2 separate regions of the Homo sapiens genome follow, and region 2 is linked to region 1. Evidence: chromatin contacts called from ENCODE Hi-C or POLR2A ChIA-PET data. All regions are on one chromosome and are shown on one strand. Each heading gives the region's core, a stretch centred on a gene start or an enhancer-like site at or near the end of the contact. The rest is flanking DNA. Distances are from core to core; before and after follow the strand shown. Region 1 holds the start of GAP43 (growth associated protein 43). Region 2 has its middle 120 kb from the start of SNORD155.

What was found. Hi-C counts contacts between places; a loop is a spot of excess contacts on that map. ChIA-PET counts read pairs that join two places held with the same protein, here RNA polymerase II (POLR2A). Pooled maps may share reads with other maps.
Region 2: a pooled map shows a loop between it and region 1 (2.2-fold over the local background). The contact joins the enhancer-like site here to the promoter of GAP43 in region 1. A Hi-C loop is called at or near these places in 1 of 168 maps with a recorded cell type or tissue (PC-9) and 7 of 50 pooled maps. POLR2A ChIA-PET finds 5 or more read pairs at or near these places in 4 of 52 experiments (A673, CD4-positive, alpha-beta T cell, WTC11 and 1 more).

Annotation. Positions count from the first base shown.
Region 1 is chr3:115,622,071-115,625,137 of GRCh38, forward strand. It overlaps GAP43 (growth associated protein 43), which reads left to right and starts at 1,440. Exons shown (of 3, transcript NM_002045.4): 1 at 1,440-1,649. The coding sequence starts at 1,620.
Region 2 is chr3:115,782,554-115,785,620 of GRCh38, forward strand. No RefSeq gene overlaps it. Among named protein-coding and RNA genes, the nearest start is that of SNORD155, 120 kb to the right of the region's middle. RefSeq lists enhancers at 1,491-1,991, 2,023-2,701 and a silencer at 1,732-1,781. Within about 2 kb of position 1,543, at least 38 of the 41 ENCODE cell types and tissues checked have a DNase peak (open chromatin) inside an H3K27ac peak, as active enhancers do; they include A673, CD4-positive, alpha-beta T cell and PC-9, where a contact is called at or near this core.

The DNA.
Region 1 (3,067 bases), core at 190-2,689:
CCACTTATTAGCTAGGTTTATGTCTAGGAGGTCTAGGAGGGACTATGAAGAATATGAGCTGTTTAATTAGGGGTACTTGTCATCACTAATGAACAACAAGAAATAGTTTGAAAACTTCTTTGAGATATTCACTTGCAAATGTCACCCGAATTTCAGAAAAGTACAGTCTCTGGAGTAAAGCTATTATACACTCAGAGAGACTGTTGTGCTTTGCATGCGTTATATCATTTAGTCCTCAAAACATGTTGTCAAGATTGGCATTATTATCTCCATTTTAAAGATGAGAAAATTAGGTGCAAAGAGCTTCAGTAACACACTCAAACTCATTCAACAATAAATAACTAAAAATTGTGCTATACACACTTTAAGAGTCACATGTTCCTCCCCCAAAATTATGAAAGGCCATAGAAGGAATTCAAGAAGTAGGCTTCATGACTTATCGTTTCTTCTCATCTCAGATGAATTCACTTTAATCTCTCATGCCCAAATTGTAAAATATCATTTTGATCACCGTCAATATTACACAGACCTGTTTGAATGTGCTCAGCTTTTTCAGTAAAATTAGAAGAAACCACAATTTACAAACAGGTATATGTGCATTAAGGAAAAAACAAAAAACTACCATGTGATTTTAGATATGGATGCCAATTCTTAAACATTGTTTATTATTTCTGAGCTCAAGTGCTTAGAATGTTTAAAATGCAATATATTTATGTGGATTTTTTTCCAGGATATTGGAACATATATAAAATATGCTTGTGCATATCTAAGCTTTGTATTTATTTCAGGTTATATGTATACTGAGAAGAATATATAAACAGTGTATGATATTTACATGTTATTTCATTTTTTGAGGGAAATTAACCTCCACAATTATTAACTATGCATAAAATGTAATGGCAGATATGACTTATATTGTATAGGACTGACTACAATTCCTCTTTAGAAATAGCTGTTCTTTGCTTTTATAATACTAGGAAAAGAGGAAAAGAGTTCTTAAAGAAATACAAGGATTCCTCAAGCCCCTCTTCCCTAAAACATGCTCTATCATATCTCCTGGATTGACTGGAATATCCTTCTCTGCCCCCACCCCATCACCCTCTCAATGCAGTGGAAAAGTCGGTGGGTAATTGGGTCCAGATTGGAGGTGTTTAAATATTCATGAGGCTGGCAGGGGACTGGGAGGGGGCGACTGTCTAGAATGGGGGTAGGGGCTGGGGGAAGTGATTAGTCACTGAAGGCTAGAGAACAATTCCGAGAAAGAGACGGAGAGAGAGGGAAGAAAAAGACAGATAGATAGATATTGGGGGGAAGGAGAAAAAAGGAGAAGAGAGGGAAGAGAGGACAGCGGAGAGAGAGCACCAGAGAGAGAGGGAGAGAGAGAGAGAGCGCTAGAGAGAGGGAGCGAGCATGTGCGATGAGCAATAGCTGTGGACCTTACAGTTGCTGCTAACTGCCCTGGTGTGTGTGAGGGAGAGAGAGGGAGGGAGGGAGAGAGAGCGCGCTAGCGCGAGAGAGCGAGTGAGCAAGCGAGCAGAAAAGAGGTGGAGAGGGGGGGAATAAGAAAGAGAGAGAAGGAAAGGAGAGAAGGCAGGAAGAAGGCAAGGGACGAGACAACCATGCTGTGCTGTATGAGAAGAACCAAACAGGTAGAGCTAAAGATTTTTTACTTCTTGCTGTTGTGAAATAACCCGAGTACAGTATTTCCCCGTAAAGGCAAACAATTTTTTTACTGCTTCTGCTCTGGCCGTGGTGCTCGCGCTTCCTTAGCATATGGTAACTGATGGTTGCATCCCAGCTTTTATTCTTTTCTGTCTTTCATGCTCTGGTTTTGGAATGCTGCTACTAATTAGGGTGAGGGTAGAAAAAACATGCCTGTTTGGCTAGAAATAATTTTTTTTTTTCTTATTAGTGAATGCTCAGCATTTGAGGTCTCTGGTCTTGAGGGTGTGGACGTAGAAAGGGGTGTGGGGGAGATGATGTGGGCTCTACCTACAAGATGGGGAGGCATTTCTTTATATTATTTGCAAAAAAGCAGGGTTGAGGAAATAATATTCAGAACTGAGTATTGCCTCTCTGTCATACAATTTTCTCACATGTGCTGCGGAAGATGCCTTATTTCGTGCATGCATGAGCTTCGAAGGGGCGCAGGTATTTATGGAAAAACGTGCAGGTCTTATTTATTTAGTATTTATTTTTCAATGAATGAATGAAACTGTGATTTGATAGATTTTTTTTTTTTTTAAGAGAAGCTAAGACAACTGGGGCTGGGGGAGAAATTGGCCATGCAGAAGGAGAAAATCCCCTTCCTAAGATCAGCAGCCGATTGTGCACCAGCTGGTCGGAGGAGAGGGTGGACCACGCCCCTAGGAGCTCCGATGGGATGGGAAAGACAGCCGGGTATTACCTGTTGGAAACCAGGTCTTTTCTCTTATCCCCTTCCCTTGCTTCTTTCCTGGGATTGTCAGTGACCAGAGACAGGCTAACATCCTGGATAATAAGTATGGTGACTCATTTTCATCAGGAAGAGGGACACATCCAAGATTAGCAAGAATCAGAGCCCCTCCTTCCCTCCCCCACTGCCCAGGTTTTACAGCCATTTCCAATTGCTCGCTTATTTCTTGAAAGACATTTTAGAAACTTGATTGGGGTGAGAGTGGGAAGGAATGACGAGTGTGGTATTCCGCAGCAACCGACCATGCCATGGCAGTCTCCAAAAGAAGCTTTCAAACATTTGTTGGAATGCATTTGAGTGATTTTGGCAAAGGTTAAAGAGAAAAATGGGTGTGGGATACGGGTGAGTGTGTGCGTATGCTTGACTGTGGTGGGGGTGGGGGTGTGGTGGGGGCAATCTTGGTCAAAGAAGCCCTTCGCAGACTGATTGCCTTAGGGGTGGGGTGCAAGAGATGGAATTTGGGTATAATTTCCAGTGCAGGTATTGGAAATTGGGCAATTTGTAATACACTCCCTGAATCCGAAGGGGGTGGAAGAGAGTGGAGAAGAAACAGCCTGCCAGCTTAGCACATTTAGCCAGCGCCCTGGAAGGAAGGGTGGGGAGTGAGGATGA
Region 2 (3,067 bases), core at 293-2,792, 160 kb after region 1:
ATTGAAATGCTTACAAAAGAGTAGTTCTATCATTCTTTAGTATTTCTCAGACTATTACTGTGTCTGATTACTAAGGAACAAAAATGTTTATTTTTATAATTAAGTACATATACATTAATTTTGTTGTACATTTTTTTGCTTTCAACATCAAATTCTGTTTATGCATGCACGTGTAGCAGAAATTGTTGTGCCTTGTATGAATGTTTTTATAGTCCTTAAAAATAATGGATGCAATATCTGTGGTAGCCTGACAGTTTAAATAATGTTCCATTGCTCATTTTATTCAACAGATTTCCATTCAGCAGTTCTTAGCGGTATCTACAATATGTCCAGATCAGTGAATTTCTATGAGGGATTCAAAAGAAATATAAGACACAATTCCTTCTCTCGTGAAACTTATGGTCTAATATTTACTTTTATAAATAAAGGAGAGATTGAGAGACAGATTGTGTGAGAGAGTGAGTGTGTGTGTGTGTGTGTGTGTGTGTTAGGGAAGAAAGGGTTGACTTGTAGCCCTCCCCCAGGGGTGCAGCTTCAAGTAATAACAGTCCGTATTAGGGCAAGGTGGGTACTGTGGCAAACTGGAGAGCCACTTGCCCCTTCTAATGGCAGTAACAGCTCCTCAACTCCCACCAATGGGGTTACCATTTAGGTCAAGTCTCTAGATGTTCTCTTGTTCAAGGGATGCTGTAAATTGGGACAGTTACATGAAAATTCCCACTTAAAAAATATGCACGGAGCGGGCACGGTGACTCACACCTGTAATCCCAGCACTTTGGGAAGCCGAGGCAGGCGGATCACCTGAGGTCAGGAGTTCGAGACTAGCCTGGTCAACATGGTGAAACTCCGTCTCTACTAAAAATACAAAAATTTCCCGGGCGTGGTGGCGCACGCCTGTAGTACCAGCTACTCAGGAGGCTGAGGCAGCAGAATCGCTTGAACCTGGGAAGCAGAGGTTGCAGTGAGCCTAGATTGCGCCATTGCACTCCAGCCTGGGCAACAAGAGCGAAACGCCGTCTCAAAAGAAAACAAAAAAAATGCACGGAGGGAAAACAGCCCGGAGGCTGAATCCTGTCCAACAGTAGTTATAACCCTAGTTTTTCCAACACGAGTAAATATAAAGGCATCTTGCTCCTCTGGAAATAGGGAGAACCAGACCTAGCTATCTTCTTGAAAAAGAAAAAAAAATACTTCTGCATCCTCTCAACTTAAAACGAAGGAAATAAGATAGTTATCAATCAGCATCATTTGGGCATATTGTTATTATTTACTATCATTTTATTAAAATTAATAATAGATTTACTGTAAAAACAGAGCCTGCCTTGCGCGTAGCACTCGATAAACGCTTTTTATTATTCTGCTTGTTGACGCTGTTACCTCTCTTTTGGAGTAAAAGGGGGCGGAATCGCAACAAGACCCCAGGACCCCGTGTGCGCGCGCGTGTCGGGGGAGCTGACCTATGACAAACATGTGCAGAGCTCTAGTACCCAGCCACGCGGAGGCTGCCGGTTGACAGAAGCGTTGCCGCCCCCTGCCGCCGAGTTCACCCTGCCGTCACTGCTGGAAGCCGCACCCCTAGGAAAGGCTGCAAACCCACCCTGCCCCCAACACACCCGCGCTCCCTCTCTGCAGGCCGGCTCCATCCCCGCCCCCAGGTGGCCAAGCAACACCGCCTTCTAGCTTCCTCCCGACCGGGCGGCGCCTGCAGCTGCCTGGGGAAGGAGCCCCGCAGCAGCGCGAGCGGGTGGGCGGGGGGTGCGCGGGCCGCAGGGCAGGAGGGAGGGCGCAGGTAGGCGGGCGGGGAGAAGCTAGGCGGCCGGGCCGAGCGGTCGCGCCCAGCCCTGCCTCTCTCCCTTCTCGACTCACAGGCGGCCTGACTCACTCCTTTGTTTCTGGAAAAGATCTATCTGTACTAGCCCGAGGCGGAATTCACCCCGCCCGCACTCATCAGAAATCGTTTGCTTATTCTCTGCGCCCCTCCGTGCTCGCCTGGGACGCGGGCGGAATCCTGACGCAGGCTGTCAGCCGCGGTGACGGGTGACACCGGGTGAGCAGCCGTCCGCGCCGCCTTCCCTGCGCCGACGGGCAGCGCGGCGTTCGGCGCGCACTGCTGCCCCCTCGTGGCAGGAGCAAGCATCGCAGCAGCGCCGACACCACCGCCCACCTGCAGCCCGGGGAGCGTCACTTCTGGGTGTTTTTCAAAGGGAGCATTTTTACAGCTCCATTCAACTGCTGGGATTAGGAGATGTGGCTCCCAGGTTGATTACTAATGAATGAGAAGGGGTGTGGTCTGTGCGTGTATGTTCTTGTGTGCGTGTACGCGTGTGAGAGAGAGAGAGGGAAGGGGGGAGAACAACTGTAAGAGCATGTTTGTGGTGACAGGATAATGGAGAAGGGAGGAAGGAAGGGGAAAAATGAAAGAGATTAAAAAGCAAGAGAGGCAAAGTGACAGTGACGAGGGAAGAGAGTGACAGGGAAGGATGCAGAAAGAATGCAGGGAGCAACAGTTTGATGGGAAATGGGAGGGGACTTCTGCATGAGAGAGAGGTGAGGATTTGACATCCGTGAGAGGTAAAGTTTCATTTTGGTGAAGTGAACCTTGTGAACATTTCAATATACCTCTCTCCTGCTTTACGTCCCATTTTGTTTGGCAGCTGCTAGAAATGAGTTTCCGTTTTTCTGTCTTGTTTTAATATTCTCATGTCTCCCACATCACTGAGATCATTAGAGGCAGAAACAATTATGTCATGCATTCCCTGCATCTGACAGAACCCTCTGTGCGTGCTGGTTTATTAACTCCAGCCTTGCCCCTCTGCCATCAGCTACATCTGCTTTTGTTATTCTGATCCACGTTTCATGAGCATGCACACACACACTCTCTCCCTCTCTCCACTGACCTCTGTGGGCTCACTTGTCCTTTGGGAAATAGACCAGTAGCTGCTCAGAATCCAAATGTACGTGACAAACACTCTTGAAAAGGCTTCTGCCACCTACTCATCAACAAACAAGCAAAACAAAGCCCCAACAGCCACAAATAGCCACAAAAAAAGGTTCTTCTGGATCACAT